2 separate regions of the Homo sapiens genome follow, and region 2 is linked to region 1. Evidence: chromatin loops called from intact Hi-C (ENCODE). Cell type or tissue: lower leg skin. All regions are shown on one strand. Each heading gives the region's core, and the rest is flanking DNA. Links, peaks and the distances in the headings are about the cores only. Region 1 overlaps CSMD2 (CUB and Sushi multiple domains 2). Region 2 has its middle 12 kb from the start of GJB5.

Evidence for each region. Hi-C counts contacts between places; a loop is a spot of excess contacts. Peaks named below come from ENCODE experiments on the same cell type or tissue, not always from the same donor. Only the 100,000 strongest peaks of a DNase experiment are listed, where the experiment ranks them.
Region 2: a loop joins it to region 1, with 10 times the contacts of the local background. A loop is called at or near these places in 72 of 110 quality-filtered maps.

Annotation. Positions count from the first base shown.
Region 1 is chr1:33,627,583-33,637,899 of GRCh38, forward strand. CSMD2 (CUB and Sushi multiple domains 2) reads right to left here. Exons shown (of 71, transcript NM_001281956.2): 30 at 8,778-8,972; 31 at 7,632-7,748; 32 at 5,840-5,953. Among named protein-coding and RNA genes, the nearest start is that of ZSCAN20, 160 kb to the left of the region's middle. RefSeq lists enhancers at 5,953-6,459, 7,427-8,358, 8,359-9,289 and a silencer at 9,252-9,422. In lower leg skin, for the core only: a CTCF peak has its summit at 5,576 (motif pointing right); DNase peaks (open chromatin) are centred at 5,639, 6,749 and 7,429.
Region 2 is chr1:34,738,099-34,748,415 of GRCh38, forward strand. No RefSeq gene overlaps it. Among named protein-coding and RNA genes, the nearest start is that of GJB5, 12 kb to the right of the region's middle. In lower leg skin, for the core only: a CTCF peak has its summit at 4,776 (motif pointing left); DNase peaks (open chromatin) are centred at 4,761 and 7,743.

The DNA.
Region 1 (10,317 bases), core at 1,229-9,228:
TCCACCTGTACTTCCAGGAAGCTCATGTGATGCCACCAATATGGGAGCAGAGAGCTTTTGCAAGGCAGGCTTAGATGTGTATGTGACCCAGAAGGCTGAGCCTGGCTAGGAGTCATTGTCCCAGCTAACAGTTATTGCCCCCAGCTAACATGTAGCTGCCAAAGCAGAAAGAAACTCATGAAGGCAAAGCATCCCTTTGATATCACTGCCATCTCCAACTCCTCCTCCAGATGGATGTGAGCAGAGTGAAACTCAACTTTTCTATTTGGCCTGACAGATGTGGATAACGACCCTAGTGAGCTCTCACAGAACCCATGTCAACTGCAGCCCTGAAGGCACACGGGCCTCCATCTTCAAGGGAGAGCAAATAGTAAAATCACTGGACATAAGAAAAAATGTTAAAGTTTTGAGGAAGGAGATCACTCTAAGAAGTCAAAGCAAATACTTTATGTGAACCACAACAAAGAACAGGCAAAACTCTCAGCAGATGTTCAGTCATGGTTGTCATGAGATTAAATCTAGCATTGCATCTGTGAAGTCAGAGGAAGAAGGATCTGAGATCAATAAAGGCTGCAAAGAGATGAGAAATGCTAGTGCAAGCAGCTGGATTCCACAAAAACTGAACAGTGAAGTCGAGATGAAATTTGGGAAATTCTCTCAGAATCCACAGAAAAAGGATAAAGAGATTAAAATAACGAGAGAAATGACAAGTGACGTGAAAGATGAAAAAAAAATCCATATGCATGTATCAGGAATTTCAGAAAGAGAAGACAGAGAAATTGAAGGAGAAAAAAAATCATTTAAGGCAGGGTGAAGTAGCTCACATCTGTGATCCCAACACTTTGGGAGGCTGAGGCGGGCGGATCACCTGAGGTCAGGAGTTTGTGACCAGCCTGACCAACATGGTGAAAATCCATCTCTACTAAACATACAAAAATTAGCCGGGTATGGTGGAGCACACCTGGAGTCTCAGCTACTCGGAAGGCTGAGGCAGGAGAATCTCTTGAGCCTGGGAGGCAGAGGTTGCAGTGAGCTGAGATTGCACCACTACACTCCAGCCTGGGTGACAGAGTGAGACTCTGTCTCAAAAAAAAAAAAAAAAAAAATCATTTAAGAAAGAAGACACTTTTCCTAAGATGTGAGGTACAGATTGAAATATTTGCCAAGTGCAAGGTAGAATTAGTGAGAAGAGACCTCCACCACAACACCTCCCAGTGGGCTTTTTAATTAACAACAACAAAAAAAGAAAATCACATAGACAGAAAAGCACAGGTTACTTACAAGGACAAAGAATCACGTTGGACCCCAATTTGTCTGTAACAGTAAATGTTGGAATAGAGTGGAATAATTACTGCAGTTTTGAAAGATAAAGTTTGACCCGTAATTTGATTTACAATCAAGGTGTCATTTATATCCCATGTCAAAAGGAAAGCATTCTCATATATGCATGGTACAGAAAGTACTGCAGTTATAAGCCCTACTGAAAAAAAAAAAAACAAAACCCAAAACTAAAGTAGGGAATTCAGACACCAGCAGGGATAAATACAACCAGAAAAGTATAATAACTATTGTCAATGAGCTAACAAAACAAAATGCAAATGCAAATTCAAAAATTTGCTCTTGGGGAAGAAGTCCACAATTTAAAAAATAACTACTATAACATTAATATAAAAGTCCAAATATATCAAGAAAAACTTGAAAATTAGAGATGGGTCAGGTATGTATGGAAAAGCGAGGAAGCAAAATCAAAACAACACAAACAAAAGCGCAGAAAGAACAACACAAGATGACAGATATCAGACCAAATAATTCACTTGTAAAATAAATGAGTCAACTTCCTCTTAAAAGAGAAAGACTTGGAGAAAATGAGAGAAGATATGTCAGGAAAACAGATGCAAAAATTGCTAGATATACAAGAAGACAACAAAATATCATAACTGTAATGGGAAATACTTTCATGCAACATTCACAATCATTGATACATCAAATAGAAAAACAAAATGAAGACTGTTGAGTAGCGGTCCTTAAGCTTTTTCTCCCCCAACGCAACTCAGGGACAGGGACATAGTGCACTCCCATCAGTACCAATGGCTTGTTATCAGTGTTTCTCCAAATGAGGAATAAGGGACTCTCTGAATATACTGATATTGATATCTACAGGTTTTTTTTTTTTCTTTTGAGACGGAGTCTCTCTCTGTCGCCCAGGCTGGAGTGCAATGGCGCGATCTTGGCTTACTGCTACCTCCACCTCCCGGGTTCAAGTGATTCTCCTGCCTCAGCCTCCCGAGTGGCTGGGATTACAGGCACCCACGACCATGCCCAGTGAATTTTTGTATTTTTAGTAGAGATGGGGTTTCACTGTAATCCCAGCACTTTGGGAGGCTGAGGCAGGTAGATCACTTGAGGTCAGGAGTTTTATATCTACAGGTCTTATACATCTTTCTCTCTTTCTCTCTCACTCTCTCATCTTCCTCCCCCATCTTCTTCCTTCCTTCCTTCCTTCCTTCCTTGCTTCCTTCCTTCCTTACTTCCTGTTTCTATTGGTCCTATACACCTATATCTACATCCATATTTACATCTATAGGTCTTAAATGTAGACCTCTCTATAGCTCTTTACTTGAAAATCCTTACTATAACTCTAAATCTATAGCTATACATTATCTATCTATCTGTTTTGAAAAGGCATCCTACTCCAGGAGTTCCTGATTTACACTCTTGGTTGGGTGTGTATGTGTGAGGTGGTGGTTACAAAAAATTCATTTGGTTGAGAATCACTGATACAATAGATCTGAATAACAAAATTGAGTAAGATTGATTTAATGGCAATTACAAAACTCATTTACTCCTAACACTAACTTTAGGAGGTAGGACTCTTTTTCTTTGCATTTTACAGAGGAGAAAACTGAAGCTCAGAGAGGTCAAGTATTGTGCCTTAAGTCACCTAGAAAACAAATAGGAGAGCTAAGAAAAGAGTGTGATTGTAGAGCCTGAGCTCATTCGTCTTGCTTCTCTACCTTACAGAGAACACACATCCTTCTTAAATATTTAGAAAACTAAAAAAAAAGGTCCTTGGCTACTGAAGGGACTTCAATTAATCCCCAAAGAAGAAATGGTACAGGCCACATTCTTTCACTACATGGAAATAAAAATATAAATTAACACAAAAGTTTAATGCAATAAGAACAAAATCCATATTCTTAGGGGAAAAGAAAAGACATTCTTAGCCAACACTTGGGCAAAAAGAGTAAACAACACCATGATGAGCTATTTAAAAAGTAATGATGATGAACATAGTACATATCAAAATTTATGGCATGAAGCCAAAACTATGCTTGGAGGTGAATACATCGCTGTAAACATGTTCTTTATTACACAGAGAAAATAATGAACAGAGCTCTCAATTCAAGATGTTAGAACAAGAACAAAATAATCAGAAGAAAAATATGAGGAAGGAAATGATGAAATAAAGGCAGAGATTAATAAAAAAAAGCAACAACAAACTGCAGAATAATTGATAAATTGCAGCAATAAAAATTAAAAAAAACCCACAAAAACACAAAACACCTGGTACAGCCGAGTAAAAAGGGGATGATGAATGCACGATGCAGGATAACAAAGGCAGGAATATCACCACTAATACAAAGCAGGGTAAACATCACCATAGTACATTATATACATTGTGGTACTAAATGTAAATGAAATTATGAAATGGATTTTTTACTAAAAGCTAAAATATCAACATTGATATTAGAGTAATATACCTGAATAGACCAATAACCATGGAAGAAAATAAAAGAAAAGCCACTGAAAAGGAGGAGATAAAATAATGAGACAAATTTATTTGCAGATGATATTACTTCTTGCCTAGAGGAGCCAGGAGAATTAGTTGGCAGTGTAAGCAGTATTATGAAGAGTCTGATGACTTTACAAAGCAAATATGCCAAAAACAACAGTCTTTGAATATACTAGTAAAGACCAGCTAGAAAACATAATGGGGGAAAAAAGACCCATTTACAACAGCAACAAAAATCTCCATGAAATATCTGGGAATAAAGTTAACAAACAATGAATACTGCCTAAATAAAAATTATAGCACCCTCCCAAGGGCTACAGAAGATAAACAAATGGAGAGACATATTGTATTCCTGGATGGGAAGAAGAGTTAATATAAACGTGAGTTCACCCTAATTTAACGTGTAAGTTTTATTAAATCCCAGTCAAGATTCTGATGCAATGTTTTAAACTTAACAAAATATTTCTAAATATAATTTGGAGGCAAAAGTAAGCAACAACAGCCAATAAAAATTCAAAACAAAGAATGGCTCTGGGGACTTATAGTACCATGTATTTAAAATTATTATATAGTAAACACTATTATAGTGTTATAATAATTAAAACTAAAAAAGGAATAAATAGACACTTGGAAGAAATGGATAAAAAGTCTAAGAACAGACCCTTCATAAAAATTTAGTATATGTAAATTTGGCATTTTGAAAATTCTGCTAGGACAACTGATTAACTATATTTGAAAGAATATGGTTAGATTCCCTATATCAAATAATAAATCAAAATAAATTCCAAAGGTATTAAAGCAGTGTGATGAAACTAAGAAGTGAAAGAAAACACAGAGGAATATTTATTTGACCAGCATAAAAGCAAAGGAGAAAACTATATAAGAAAACATTGATAGATTTGATAGCATGGGAAATTTACATATTCTGACATTAAAGCACCCTGAAGAAAATTATATAGCAAAAGACAAGCTGGAGAGGAGGGCTTTTTATAGCATATTATATATATTTATGTAGCTTATAAAATATGGAGCTCTACTCAATAAATAAGAAAATAAGTGCTTGTAGAAAAATCGACACAAATTCACAATAAATTCACAAATAAAAAATGCACAGGCCAATAAACACATTATAAAAATTTAACCTAACTAGTAATAAAACAAGGCAAATTAGAAAATGAGATACCATTTTCACTTTTCAAACTGATGACGCTTTTGTTTTTTTAATTACCTGGTTTTTGTGAGAATAAAACATGCCCTCTTTCTTGTTGGTGATCAAACTGACAAGATCTTTCTAGAGGGATATTTGATAATCTGCATAAAAAGCCTTAAAGATCTCACATATCCTTTAACTTGACAATTCCACTTCTAGATATTCTAAAGTAACAGAAATGTATATAAAGATGTATGTACAATACATTGCATTACTATTCATAAGCACAAAACATTACAATCTAAATGTTCAATAATAGGGAATTCGTTACATAAATTTTAACTAACTGTATGAGAGACTACTATGTAGCACTTAAAAATCCTAGCCTAGAAGAAAAAAAATGACAGAGAAAAGCTCGTAGCGAATATTTCAATAAAATATGTATATTGGTTTGTTGAATAAAATATGTAAACGTCGAAGTAGATACAAAGACTGGAAGGAAATCCACTACATCTTGTCAGTGGCTCTTTCGGGGTAGTCTTTATTTTGATTCTGTATGCAATTATTTTGTTTTGTCACTAAGTTTTCTATAATGAAAATGCAATACATTTATAGTAAGAAAAAAAGTTGCATCTGAATACGAACCAACAGGAGAAGGCTACACCACAAGGGGGCGGTGTAGACACAGTCTGGGTGAGGGCAGCTGCTGAAGGCCCCGCTAGTTGGAGCTCTCACGAGCTGGCTGCTGCGTTGTAGACAAGCACCAGAACACGACAGGCACGCAGAGCCGTAGGGTTCCACCTGCGGCCATGGGGTGCTTCTAGAGCCTCCTTCCTTTAGCCGGACGTGATGCCCCCGGCCCACAACCATCCCCACACTGGCCGAGCCCCGGATACCTGTATGGGAGCCCGAGAGGGAGCTGAGGAGCCGCGAGTGCTGGCTGTGGCCGTCGTGAACCTCCACCACGTCGTTGAGGGCCGTGTGAAAGAAGGCGAACTGGCCAAACACCACTGTGGAGGAGACACAGTGTGGGGACTGGGCAGGCACGCTGGGGGCAGGAGAGGGGATCTAGGGGTCTAGGGGCCCAAGCCAGGAGGAGGGCAGCCCTGGGGAAGTTGTTGGTTCCTGGGCTGTGGCTTGCTGCACTGGTTAGTGCAGTGGCACAGTCTGGCAGTGGCCAGACACCCGGCACAGGGAGGCGGGGAGCTGGGAAGGCCGGGCTGGCCTTCACAAGGGTCAAGACAACATGGAGGGCTGCACCCAAAGGTCAGGCGGGTAGAGGCGAAATGGAGCCAACTTTGTTCCTTTCCCAGATAGCAGCTGCAGCAGCTATCTGGAGGCCATCAGAGGGCTTTGGGTACCATCCCTCATTCTCCATGCGATGTCAGGACCCCACATTCATGCGTCCCAACGTCAGTTAGTCAGTGTCATTGAGTTGAAAACTGTATACAGAGATCTGTAGTCAGTGCTGTGAGCTCCTTATCACTGGAGGGATCCAGGCACAAACTGCATGCCCACCTACCAAGGATTCTGCTCTGGGTAGCAGATCAGATTGGACAGCCTTTCAGGACTTTTCTAACTGCGATCCTGCAGGTCTGAGGCCCCTGCCACCTCAGTATATTGGGGAGTGTGTGTACATGTACATAGGTGTCCTGGTTCTGGGGCAGGAGTGGGTGTACTGATGGCTGGAGCTATGGGTAGAGATGAGACTGGGAATTTATAGAGGACAGAGAACATGTCTCTCTCATCTCTGCAACTCCAGGACCCAGTAAAGTGCGTGGCCCCCAATGGGTGCTTACTAAATGTTTGGCGAACGCCTCAAGCATCAGGCCTTGCTCTGTGCTTGCCCATCCTGTCTTGGGGAATAAGGAGCTGGCTCTCTGCAGGCTGCTCCCTCCGTCCTGCTCCTCCCCTGGGTGGTCGGGACATGTTGATGTCCTTTGCCACATCCAACATCAATTGTGTTTAGATATGGTTGTTAGTCCTCCTACAAAGAGGAGATCCAGGAAGAAAGAAGCCAGCCTGGTCACCTGGTTGCCCTTCATCTTCCTGAATGCCTCCAAGGCTGGCAGGACTCTTGAATGTCCCCACTGCCAACCAGGTAATGAGCCTGGGTTGGTTTTTCTGCCCACATCTCTTGGAATCTGGAAGTTTCTCTGTCTTCCCAGGGCACTGGTCTGCTTTTCACTTTTTTCTTGCTTGTCCTACCTATAGCTTCTGGACCAGGCTTTGGTTCTCAGATGGGACACCAGAATGATGTGGCTCCTGGTCTCCCTCACCTGCACTTTCAAGCCCAGCTCCATCCCATTCCTCTCCTCCCTCCTGCTCCTTGGCCACTCACCCTGGGTTCCTAACAGGTCTAGATCTGCGGCACCTCCCTTAGGACTTGGGCCATACTGGGTAGTCCCCTGGGGCACCTTGCCTTCCCTCTGTCTTGGCCAGTTTCTCACCAACTCTGTCCCCTTGGTTCTGGCGGGGCTCACTTGTGCCCTTCTGCCCTCTTGTGTCCGGAATGTATTCTGCAGCCCGTTTGAGAAACGTCAGCACTCGGCCGTCCTTTTGGGGAGACTGTTCTGCGATTCCCACAATGGGGCTGTATATAATTGGGAGGCGTCTGAGGAATTGCTCATTTTGGAATGAGGGTGAGGAGTCAGAAAACATATGAACAACAACAACCAAAACCCATACCATAGTCCTTGGGCACAGTAACAAAATACAAGCAGATCTGTCCACTGGTGTAGTTCTGGGGGTAGTTGGGGGACAAGACCACTCCGTCCGAACCCACATACTGTCCCCCACAGGGGGCTGAAAGAGAAACCAGATAGAGAGTCAGGTGACCTTGTGGGCCTCTTACCAGTGACCATCCTCTGTTCTGCCCCAGCCTGAGCTTCTGGCCCCAGTAGGGCTGCCCTGAGGTGGGCAGGCCCTAGCTTGGAGAAGGCAAGTCCTGCGGACCCTGCCCTGCCCAAGAACGTGCACCCCTGGCCTGGCATGTAGCCTGAAACTTGCCCTGAAGCTACCGAGGGCCCTCTTGGGCAGGTGTCAGTTCTTGCCCTCTACCTATTAACCCTGGCATTGGTCCCTGAAGTCACAGCCTTAGGGAGCACATTAGGAACCTCTTCTGCTTACACGTGGAGCCTAGAAATGATCTGCTGCCCTGGCTGACATCTAACCTGGACAGTGAGTGTCAGTGTGAATAGGGAGCTGAAGCTTCCCCGGACTAACCCCATGGGGAGTGGCCAGCCCATGTGACCCAGCCACCTTCTGTTCCTCTCCAAGGTGCCCAATTTCCACAAGGGGCGGGTCTGAGCCTGCCTCTCTTACCATGACAAAGGGGGTATGCTTGGCTTTTCAATGGGTGGTCACCAAGCTCTTAAAGCCCTGATACTCATTCCTATCTCTCTTGTCAGGACCCCCATGGCTCACCCAGACCCACCTGGAATCAGCACACCCTGCGGGCCTTACTTCAACATATCTGATCTCTCAGTGATTTTCCCTAGGCCTAGGAACTAGTCCAGGAGCCACCTTTAAATGACTTCTCCCTGGTGTGAGCTCCCTGATGTGGCATGTCTGGGGGCCTCTGTTGAGGGCATGAGCATCTATGTGAATGGGGGTAGGGACACCATGGGTTCTGAGATGATACCTTGAAAGGAACTGCACACCTAGTGAATTATAAGCCACTTCTATACACATCCACGGCAAACCCAGGTTTGCCAGGCTTGGAGGAGCCGGGCTTGAGGACCTTGCCCCCCTCCCTTCCCCAGCCCACAGCACCCTCTGCCCCTGGCATGCCCTCAGTTCCTCAGACCCCTGCCATCCCCAGGCTTCCACCACCTGTGCAGACTGGCCGGGGATTGTTCCACACGGGCTTCCCATCAGGCCCCAGGATGCAGCTCAGGGTCGAGGTGCCCTCAACTTCGTAGCCCCCGTGGCAGTAGTAGGTGACGGAGGAGCCCAGCTTCAGGTCGGACCCCACCCGTGTGCCGTTCTTGATGGAACCAGGATCAAAACATGACTCCCGCGGGTTTTCTGGGAAAAAGAAATACAAACACGTGCACACACACAGAGGGCTCATGAGGAGGCTATTCTTGGGCTCCAGTGCCCATGAGGAGAACCCGACTTTAATTAGCCACAGAGCACACGGGGATGCGTGACTGTGGCTCCTATTCCCCTCAGGTCTAGAAACGTCTCTAAATTTGGGTAGAAATTGAAGGATGGAAATCACATTGAAGAGGGCAATTTCCCCTCCTCCCCCCATGTTCTTGCCTTGACCCACAGAGGAAGGAGGCCCAGCAAAATCGCTGAGGCCCTCTCTCATCCCCTGCTTGCTCCTCCCCAAGGGAAACATGTGTTTCTCTGGCTGGTGGGGGCTGACAGTCCCTGGACCACATCTCAGCTGCCGGCAGGGTCACTGTGGTAAAGGTCAGTGCTTAGGTACAGCCCATCACTTTACTCATCTTTGACCCCCCACACTCAGCAGCCTCCTGGCCTTTTGTGTTCACCTGAGAAGCAGGGCAGACAGTCTGCTTTTGGAGATGCTCTTTCTCTTCCTCTCTCTTCTGCCCCATCTGTACCACTGGCTGGGGAGTAGAGCTGGCATCTGTTCTGCAGGCCCAGTCATACCCATCTGTTGCAGGTTCTTCTGAGTGCATGGGTACCAATACTTAGATTCAGGGAGGAAGTACAAAACTCACTTCCACCTCTGGGTTGGGTTACCCGACCGGTGGGATAAGTTGATGTCTCCAGTGCAGTTTTCCAGGGCTCTGCACTGGGTATTGGGTGCTTGCCAGTTTATGAAAACCACAGTATTTTTTTCATGTGGCTATTGACCCTTACATGTCTTCCCTATCAGTCATACAGTTTATGAATAAACAGTCCTCTACTCTGTCGCTCTGCATCAAACAAGACCACTCTTGACATTGCCTGTGGCTTGAGAGTACTAGTCCAAGTCCCAAATCTCTGGAGTAGGACACTCTCCAGCATCCCTCACCATCAGCTGGAAATCCTGAGCAGCAACTGGGAGCCCATGCTCACGCTTCTATGCATGATTACCTTTCCTCCGTCCTCCTTGTTCTAAGATAACTGATGGTCAAGAGGGTTGTCACCAGGGCTGGGCAGTAACAGGATACAGCTGAGGCCAGTCAGTACCAGGGAGATGCAACTGAGTATCAGGTTGACTGATGAGCATTTTGGAGGATACATTATTGGGGGGCAACAGAGAGGTCTAGAGATGGGGACTCACAAAAGGGTGCTGACAGTCCTTGCAGAAGGACTCAGAAATTCAAAGAGTGGAGTTAAGGAGGGAAGAACCAGAATAGAAGGGATCAGTGTTCATTCATCAGAGATGAATGGCTCAGGAGGAATTTTGCTGAGG
Region 2 (10,317 bases), core at 1,395-9,394, 1.1 Mb after region 1:
TAAAGCAATTAGCACAGTACCCAGCTCATAACAAGAGCGCTGAGTAAATATTCTATTACTGTTACTATCAAATAATGAGCAAACAGCTACCCCTGTTCTCTGATTATTTGATAACAGTAATCAAATATTTATAGTTACTATATATTTATATTACTTCTCAAGCACTGTTGAAAATAAATATATAAATATATATCTATTTACATACATTTATATGTGTGTATATATACACACAGAGTAACTTCCATTTGTATTTTTATCTCATCCTGTTAAATTTATACTTCATATATGTCTCATAACATATAGATTTTATAAATAAACATACATATATTGATGGGCCTTACGCAAGAAAATTTCAAGGACAGGGGAACACAACCCAAAAAAGGTAGGAAAGAGGGAGTAAACACAAATTATTTCAAGTGGAAGAGGCCCTAGGAATCCTTCAGCCAATCCCCACTGAGGACACTGAGGGCCGGGAAAGGGGTGATACAACCCGGAGTCACACCAGAAACAATGAACCAAAACCCTGAAAAATCCACAGAAGGCTTGAGAAGCTGACGCCACAGAACTCCCGGGAGACAAGCATCTCCACCCCATGGGTGGAGCAGTCAGAAAGGCTTCCTGGAGCAGGTGGCAGCACCTGACCTTTGAGCAGAAGGGCAAAAAGTCCCACATGGGTCAAACCTAGGTCAGAAAAGAGGAGGCATTGCTTCTAAAGTCGCCACCACTTGGGGTTCACAGGGTGTCCACACGGGGTGAACACTCCCAGCAGGGCCAACTTCCAACAATTAAGGGTTTACAATTCACCCGCAAATGTCCTGAAAACTGAGGGGTACAAGTTGGCACCAGCACACCCTAGAGCTCCCCCCGGCTGCTCGGTGCTCACGCACTGCGAATCTCCACCAGCCTCTCTGTCCTCCAGTCAGTCTGTCTGTCTGTCGTTGGGTCAGCCTACCACTCTGTTTCCCGAGGTCATTCTCTGAGCTGGGGTGAGGGGCCAGGAAGATGTCACTCTCTCTGTCCCTTAGGTGTCTCCTCCCTGGGTCTATACTGGGGTCCTTGTCTCCCCCAGCTCTGCTGATGTGTGTCCGGGTCTCTCGCCTCCTCGGTGCCTCCTCTGACTAGAGGGTGTCTGTGGGTTGCTTGACGGCCCGCCTTTCCTCTGGGCCTGCTGCTCTCTGGCTCTGGGTATGTGTGGGCCGAGGTGGTGTGTAGCTGACTTCTCTGTGGGCCTCTAAGTCAGTGGTTCTCAAAGTGTAGTCCAGGGGGCCAGTAGTGTCACCTGGGAATTTGTCAGAAGTGCACATTCCCAGCCCCACCCTAGACCTACCAAATCGGATGCCCTGGGGTTGGGGACCTGGCAATCTGTATTTTAACACCCCTCCCCCAACCCCCGGGGCTTCTGGTGCAGCTCAAGTTTAAGCACCAAGTCAATCTCTTTCTGGATCTTCCTTGCGGGGAAGGAGGGGTGTTCCTCGCTCTAGGCCTGGCTTGTCCGCCCCTTCGTCATTCTCCCAGTAGGTCTGCATCTGTCTGTCACCCCCAAAGCCACTGGACAGAAAGCAGCTGCATCCCAGTGGGCACTTGGCTCATGCCCTGCGCCTGATAGCTGGGACCCAGACAAAGAGCAAACAAGCCAGGCAGAGGAGAAAAGCCCAGTGAGAGGCACAAAGGCAGCTTGTGGACTGACCACAAAGCCTGGGGCAGACTGTGGTGGATTAATCGGGAAACAGGAACCTCTTCCTCTGCTGGAGACAATCACAAGGCTGTGTTCAGATCACCTCTGGCAGGGATTCTCCTGGCTGCACACGGAATCACCTGGGGCTCTGTCAAAGCATCCTAGATGCTGGGGATGCACTCCCAGAGACTCTGCTTCAGATAGTTGAGCTGAAGCCCAGACATCAGTATTTTTTAAAACACTACCCAGGTGATCTGAACGTACAGAGAACAGATACCTAATGGAACCATCACAACCCCCTTCAAGATGGTGATCAGGATTCTCCTTGTGCCAATGGAACAAATGAGGCTCAGAGAGGGAAAGACTTGACCAAAGTCACATCACTAAAAATGGCAGAGCTGGGATTTGAACCCGGATCTGTCAGGCTCCAGGCCCACATCTTTGACTCCACCTCGAGCTGTACATTTTGCACATAATAGTGTCATTCTCCACGGCCCGTTCGCTGCTGGTCTCCCTGGATGGCCGTGGGTTGCCCCTTCAGCCAACCCAATGACATCCCCCCCACCTACTTTCCCACCTCCCCGGTACTCTCCAGCCGTGATGCCCGCGGCCTGGGACAGCCAGCCCCTCTGAAGTGGCTGACCTGTTACAGCACCCCCACTCTCTCACTCTTCCGAAAGGATTTTTGTTATTTCGTTACCAGGAAGGTTTCCTTCCTGATACCCCCTAGAAAGCCTCCCTGCATCCCCACTCCTCCACAAAAACACTCTTCTCCTCCAGGCCCCTGCCCCTGGAGTCTGGCCAGACGACTTCTCGGTATATAAAGCAGGCGTTTGCTTTCTCTCCAAGTGCAGTCAGCGCCCAGGCTCTAGAGCCACAGCGCCAACAACAGCGCAATTGCCTAACAGCAGTTTCTCAGCCTCTCCCATGGAGGTGCCCTAACCCACAGGAGTGACCTCATCCCTGCAGGAGCCTGCACTGCAGGTCAGTCTGGCCCCTCTTAAGCTCAAAATGTCTTTGAAGCCTCCTATTTTCTCTTTAAAAGTCAAGTGAACTTTTTGTTGTACTCCATAATGTGTCAGGGTTTGTTTCAATGCCTATTGATTGAATTTTGACAAGGAACATGTATTACTTTTGTAATGTAAAATATTCTATTAATAAGTAAATAGAATGCTTCTAATTCCTTGCCATCAAGTAAAATTGATGATCCAGAGACATGCCAGGTTTACTCTGTGGCTTTATGAATTCCCAACACATAGGGCATCCCCAGGGGCATCCATAATGCGTTTATTCTTTCTTTCCTTCACCCATTCAACAAATATTTTTAGAGTGCCTGCAGTATCCCAGGCCTGGGGCTAGAGCCTGGGACTATAATCATGAGTAAAACAGACATGCTTCCGGTCTCCAGGGAGCTTCCAGTCTATTCAGGGGGTCAAGATGTTAACACACACACACACACACACACACACACACACACTCTCTCTCTCTCTCTCTCTCTCTCTCTCCAAGTAAAAGTATAATAAGCTGTAATAAATACACTGCAGGAAAAGCAAAGGACGCTCTGAGCAAGAATAATGGGTGCACTAAAATTGTTTCCAAGGAAGTGACATTTAAACTGAGACATCAAGATGACTAGGAGTTGGCCAGGTAAAAGGGAGCAGTGAGAGAATGCTGCAGATGCCAGGAACAGCCGGTGGGAAGGGGAAGAGGGGCACAAGCCCAAACCTTCCTGGCGGCTCAGGGATGAGTCCTTCACCATCTGCAGCAAGAGTTTTGAGGAGCAGTCCCCCTTATGAACCCTGGGAGGCAGCCAGGCCCTCTGCTAGACCCAGCCCAACTATAGTCTCTGGGCCAAACCTTCCTGGCGGCTCAGGGATGAGTCCTTCACCACCTACAGCAAAGGTTTAGAGGAGCAGTCCACCTTAGGATCCCTGGGAGGCAGCGAGGCCCTCTGCTAGACCCAGCCCAACTGTAGTCTCTGGGCACAAGTTCAACTGTGATCACACAGCCAGCTTCCAGCTCAGTACCAACCTGGAGGACCTGGAGGACCTGGAGGACCTGGAGCCAGGTGGGGTGAAGGCCAGCAGGCAGCAGGCACAAAGGCTGGCGAGGCCTGTGGATTCAGCCCCAAGTTGGAAAGTGTAGGACTCCAGTCAACTCCAGGTCAGGGCCAAGACCAGGCCAATCCTCTAGGGCTTCCTCACACTGTCCCTGATGTCTGATGACAGCACCTTTGGAGCACATGGCATGAGAGAACAGCCTTTAGGAATTAGAGGGCCAGCTGCCCTTCTGAGCCCAGCTCTGGTCAGAGACTCCACCACGGTCAAGTCCAACACCTCACTTTGTGCTCAGTTGTGGGTCCCTGGCCCCTGTTCCTGACTCACTTTCTAGCAAGCCAGTCCATCTAGGGTGGAGGGCTGCTCCCCTTCTACCTGCTGTCACCCCCGTGAAGGGAATCCTAGCCTTGAACCCAGGCCTATCTGGGCTGGGGGCCCTGTGTCCTGAACCCTCTGCCACCACTGCAATAGTGTGCTCATTCTGGGGTTCAGCACTGCCCCCCTGCACTCAGCCCAGCTCTCCCCATGTCCCAGCGAGGGGGTACCCACCATCCACCTCATTGTCTCACTGGTTCTTCTCTGACCCCTCTCCCACCTGAGCCTTGAAGCAGCTTCTTGTCTGGGCTTTCTGCTTCCCGATAGCCAGAGGTATCTTTCTGCAAACACAAATCAGGGACTTCAGTGAACTTTCCATGGCTCTTAGGGTAAAGTCCAACTCCTTCATTGAAGTCGACAAGTTCCAGGCCCCCATTCCACCGCCACCTCTCTGCTTTCATCTTCTGGGAAGATTTGTAAAGGAGGAAAGGACACTAGGAGAAGGCTCAGGGGAGAGTGGAAGGAACAATTCAGAAGGAGCACAGACTGGAACACCCCAAACTTGTGACCTCCACCCCACCCAGCAGCTTCTGCCCCTACAGGAGCAGGAGCTGGTCGCTGGTGGCTGGTCGCTGGCAGCACAGAACGGCTCTGAGGGCGGAGGCTGCAGGAGCCCGGGCGCTGCCGCCAAGCCTGGGCCTCTGCTGCCCCCCAGCGGCTGAATGGAGCAGCCCGGGCAGGTGAGCTAGTCTTGCAGCGACCAGCAGCCAAGTGTGTCTCCCCAGGACTCAGCAATCCCCTAACACCTCGGCAAGTGAGCAAAGTCCACAGTCAAGGGTGTGGCCAAAAGCAAAGTCCTCCGTTCAGCGGTCAGCATCAGCGTCCAGCCTAATGGGTCCTGAACACACTCCTGTTAGGCATCTGCCATAATGCATTGTAATTTTCCTGTTGCTACATGTGTAGCAACTAGACCCCACTAGATCCTATAATCTGGGGTCTGCGCTCACAAGGTAATTCCATGCCTTCTGGTCATCCAGCCTCTCCAGGCTTCTCACTCCCTTACTGCTCTACTCTGCTCTTCCCTGCCAAACCTCCTTCCCAATCCCCTGAGCCTCGGAAACCATCCCAGGCCAACAAACCCCAAGCGGAGAGCTTCAGCCTCTCCACACACTCCCCTTCCACCACCAGTTTGAAGTGACTGCAGGTTCTCCCACCACCACCACCAAAGCTCATTCATTCACTCATTCCTGCATTCACCAAATACTTACTGAGAGCCTCATGGGTGCTGGGCTTTACGCTAGACCCTAGAACAAAGGCAGAGAACAGACTGATGAGGTCCGCTCCCACAAAGGAGCTTACCTTCCAGCTGGGGCAGACAAACAATTTGAATCAATGAACAAGGTAATCTCCGATGGCGATAAGTTGAGTGATGTGTTATAGGGGACTTGGAGGGTGGCAACAAGAGTCAAAGTTAGGTGACCTAGGGAAGGCCTGTCTGAAGCCAAGTATAATGGTTTTTGAATATGTCCGTCCACTGCCTTCAAAAAGTGGAGACTAATTTCCCTTCCCCTACATCCCTTATGTGCAAGCTGTATTTAATGACTCACAAGAAGAATGTGGCAGAAGTAATGATATTTGACCATGGATGACTTCCAAGATACGGCATAAAAGGATTCCGCCCTACTTTCCCCTCTCTCACTCTAGGGGAAGCAGCTGTCATATCATGAGGACACTCAAGTCAACCCATTGAGAGGCCCACAGCGGGGAACTGAGGCCTTCTGCCAGCAACCATGTGAGTGCACCATCATGGAAATGGACCATCCAGCCTCGGTCAAGCCTTCAGGTGACTGCAGCCACTTGAGTGACCCCGAGCCAGAACTAGCTGGCTAAGCCACTCAGGGCCAATTTGTCCGCTAAACACAGGAGGCACCATGCCTTGGGCCCACAAGACATTTAGGACCAGTGAAAATGTTTTTCACTTCTTTTAAAATTAGGAGAAAGAAGGAACTTTTAGGTCAAAGAAAATGTTTTTAATATATAACATTAATATATTTATCTTTATACCAACACAATCATGAAATGTGATTTTTCAAATATTCTTTGAAAAGGGAAGAGGCCATAAAAGGCAAAAGTGCCTAGGTCCCATAAACATCATCATGTGGTCCTGAAGCTGCTCCAGAATTCCTGACCAACAGAAACTTGGAGATAATAAATACTTGTGATTGTAAGCTATTAAATTTGGGGGTGATTTGTTATAGCTTTGTATCCTGGCTTTGTGAATATTTTAGGGCGGAGCATAAGCACTGCAGACAGGGAAGAGCAGGTGCAAAGAAGTCATCTTGACATGCTCAAAATGAACAGAAAAAGAGTTATTTAACTACTTTAAGCCTTCATCTTCTTGCCTGGAAGATGGGCCGATGATCATCACACCTCATTGTGTAGCTGTTGGGATTAAATGAACCGTATCTGGCACAAAGTAAGCACTCTGTCCCGTGCTGGTGTCCCCTCTCTCCAGCAGGTGCGGGGTCCCAAGGAGGTTGTGTTCTGGTTGTCAGCAGACTCCGGAAGCTTCTGACGCAGGCCTCTTCATTCTCATCTATCTTCATTTGCATTAATAGCACATAGGTAGCACTTGCCATGAGCTAGAGATGTTTCTAGGAGCTTTGTAGGTGTGCACATGTGCAACGTCTTATTGTTTGCTAGGATAACTCAGCCTCCTCTTGGCCTTTCTTCCCCATCCCACGTCTTGCCTGGGCCCCATACCTGAAGGCCTGAGCCATCCTAGCACCAGAGCCCTCAGGCTTCTTGGGCCTGTGATCTGCACCAGTGTGCCCAGCAGCTGGAGGTGGGTGGCGGGGGTTGGGGGTACAGAGAGACTTCTAGGCAGGATTCTGAGGTGGGAGAAGTAGGTGTTCCACAGAGCAGGATTGGAGGAGCTCAGGCTTTGCAGCTCTGCCCACAAGATCTGCCTTCCTTTCCCAGCACCCACTCGCTCATTCACCCAGATGCTGTCAGAATCTTCTGTAATCCTGGAAGATTCCTGATTGAGAGGCAAAGTCCTTACTTTCCCCCTAAAAGCCTATCATTTGCACACACATTTACCTGTGTTCTGCTGAGGTAGGGAAGAGCCCTCCCTCACCACTGTCAGGGCATAAGAGACAAAGCAAGGCCATAGCCCAAGGGCTCAGGCACGGCAGTTGGGGACAGAGGGGGCATTACTTCTCCACGTGCACGCACACACGTGCACACACACACACAGACACACAACTTGAAGCCTGAAGCCTGAACTCTCCCCTTCCTTAGGAAGTCTTTTACCCAGATTCACAGACAGGTTAGGAGCATCAGGATGAGCAGTCCCTGGGCTGGCTGGGTGTAGGAGGTGTGTCCATCACTCCCTGCCCTACTCACTGCCCCTGCCAAGTAGACACACTGTGATCTATGATGGCAGCAATAATAATGGCAAAAAGCGGTGGTAGCAGACTGCGTCCTCTGGGCCGGGGCTCTGCATGCATTCATTCACACAGCATCATGTATTCAGTCTTCACATGGGGAAGATAGCACTGTTACCTCCAAGGATGAGTCAAGAGCACAGAAAAGTGAAGTCACTTGCCCAGGGTCACACAGGGAGAAAGTGGAATTTAAATCTAAGCAATCCATCTGCAGAGCCGGGGCTCATGGCACTGAACCATACTGTCCTACTTGTCTTGCCCATCCAGGTCACAGACACCTGGACCCAAGGGCGGCCAATCCTCAGGAGGAGGAGCTGGGCCAATCAGTCACTCCTTCAGCTAGACTGGGAGCAGCGAGCGCAGGGGCCAGGAAGAGAAGCTGAGCTTCACCATGGAGTAGAGCAGACAGAATAGCCTTGGGGACCAGGTGTAAGAGAGGACAGAGCAACCATGCAGAGAAGAGCCAAGCCGAGATGCCCAAGAAGCTCCTGGGAGATGGGCCAGAGCCCCTCTCAGTCCTGCTGGCTCCCAAGCTGCAGGCTGCCAGAAACCTGCTGGTCCAGTGGCTCCTGCCCTGAGAGACATAGAAGTCCTGCCATACCTACAGTGTGTCCCCTTCATGGGGCAAGCTTTAAAAGGTCTCCCATCCTGGCTATCAGAAGGGTTCTGGTCAGAACATACTGTGTGACCTTGGGCAAGTTACTTAACCTCTCTGTGCCTCAGACTCCTCCAGGAGATGGGATTTTGTGAGAATTCAAACTGACGCTGTATATGAAGCAGCTTAGGAGACTACCAGCACATAACAGATGTGAAGTAAGTTGTAGATATTTCCGGTGCTTACCCCTGGCATCCTCACCCTCCTAGTGGATTGAATCTTAAGTGCGCACAGCGTAGACTCAGGTTGAGGCCCTGGTGACATGGCCAGTGGGGACCTAAGTGAATGATACTGACCCGAATGGCTTAACTCGAGTGCCACGGGGCCCTCGTATGCCTGAGCTAAATGAGAACACTGTCGTGGGGGCCTGCATCAATATTCTGCACCCCAGTTCCCCTCTGGGGCCTGGCCTCTCCCCTCATTAGCCCCCTTCCCTGCCCCCAACCAACAGCTGGAATCTGCTGTTGGTTGTGGGGTTTTTATAATAAACTTTTTATTTTGGAAGAATCTAAAAACTACAAAGATAGTACAAATAGCTCCTGTATACTGATAACATCTCACATAGCCGTGGCACATCTATAGAACTAAGAGACTACCATTGGCACAGTAACTATAAACCAAACTCCAGGTGAATCCGGAAGCATGCTAGAGAGGCATACTGCTGGGGGTGCGGAGGGGCGGGACGCAGAGGCGCCCTTAGTTCCAACAGACGAGGGAGGGGCCCCATGCCAGCTGACTGGAAGGATCCGTCACACCTGCTCCCTTTTCCTCCCTCACATCTACGAAAGTCACTGCTCTTCCCTAGGTCTCCACCTTCACTCAGACCGGAAGCAGCTCTGATGCAGGGTTTGTGTGCTGAAGTCCTGTTTCCAGGGGCCTTCTCAGTGAGGGAGAAGGTCCACCATATGTAACAAATCTGCATATTGTGCACATGTACCCTAAAACTTAAAGTATAATTAAAAAAAAAAAAGAGCATGCTCTCTGGACACAGACAAACAGAGGCCAAATCCCAGCTTTGCTGCTGTGTGACTCTGAGCAGGTGACTTAACCTCTCTGAACTTCAACTTCCCTGCTCTTTCCCTCCATCTCTGCTTCAGACCCTGCATCTTGGGCTTTCTGTCAGACACAGTCTTCCCATGTCTAGTTTCTCTCTCCTCAGCCTCTCTCAGCCTTGGTGCTCCCCCACCCCAAACCCCTTGGAGTCCCATTAATTTTGAGAGGCTGTCTGTATGGGTTGCCGCCTGGCCCAGTCCTGGGGCTCGGAGAGCTGTGTAATTATCCACTTGGAGCTGAGGGGAAGCGATAACCAGTTCTCCCTCCCTTCTTCCCTGCCTGCCTCGCTATTCCGTTTCGCTCAAACATCCCCAGGGAAGCCGATTACGGAGGGGCCCGCTGGGTGAGGAGGGTGGGATCCTCATTACCTTGTGGAAGGTCAGAGAGACTGAATGGCGGGGGCATCCCTCCAACCTCCACCAAGCACTAAGGCCACAGTTGGTCTGGACACCCCAGGCCTGGCCCCTTTTGTCTGTCCTGGGCATCACGGCTTACTCTCTGGATCATTATCTCCAGCTAGGAGCGTCCTCCCGTGCTCCAGACTTGTTCAGCCAACTCTCCCCAGACATCTCCCTCCAACTGAACACCTCCAAACTGGATGCGCCATCTCCCCCTCCCAGACCTGCTTCCCCCAACCTCTCTCTCCTCCCCTTTCCTGCCCCTCCCCAACCCTGATCTCCTGAAGCGCCACCCACTGAGGCTGTCCAGCAAGGCACCTGAACAGCATTTCCATCTCCTCCCTTTGCCTCATTCCCCTTGGCTAATCAGACACCAGGTCCCCAAAATATCTCCAGCCACAATCCTCTATTCCTCAGACCACCAGGCCCAGGCTCCAGGTGCTAAAAGTGACCTGGGAGTGGACCCCTTCACCTGGACACCCTGAGGTCCCTTCACACTGGCAATGGCCTGGTCTGACAACGTCATCTCCCCACCCTCAAGTTCTCCTGCCTCTACCTGTGGCACCCCCACCCTTCCTAATCACTGATACCAAACCTGTCTCCCTCCTCACTCTCCTCCCACAGACAGCCAGACAGTCTCCATACTGTGGTAAGAGAATAGACTCTGGGGTCAACAAGAACTGAGCCACAACCCCAGCTCCATCAATCCCTAACT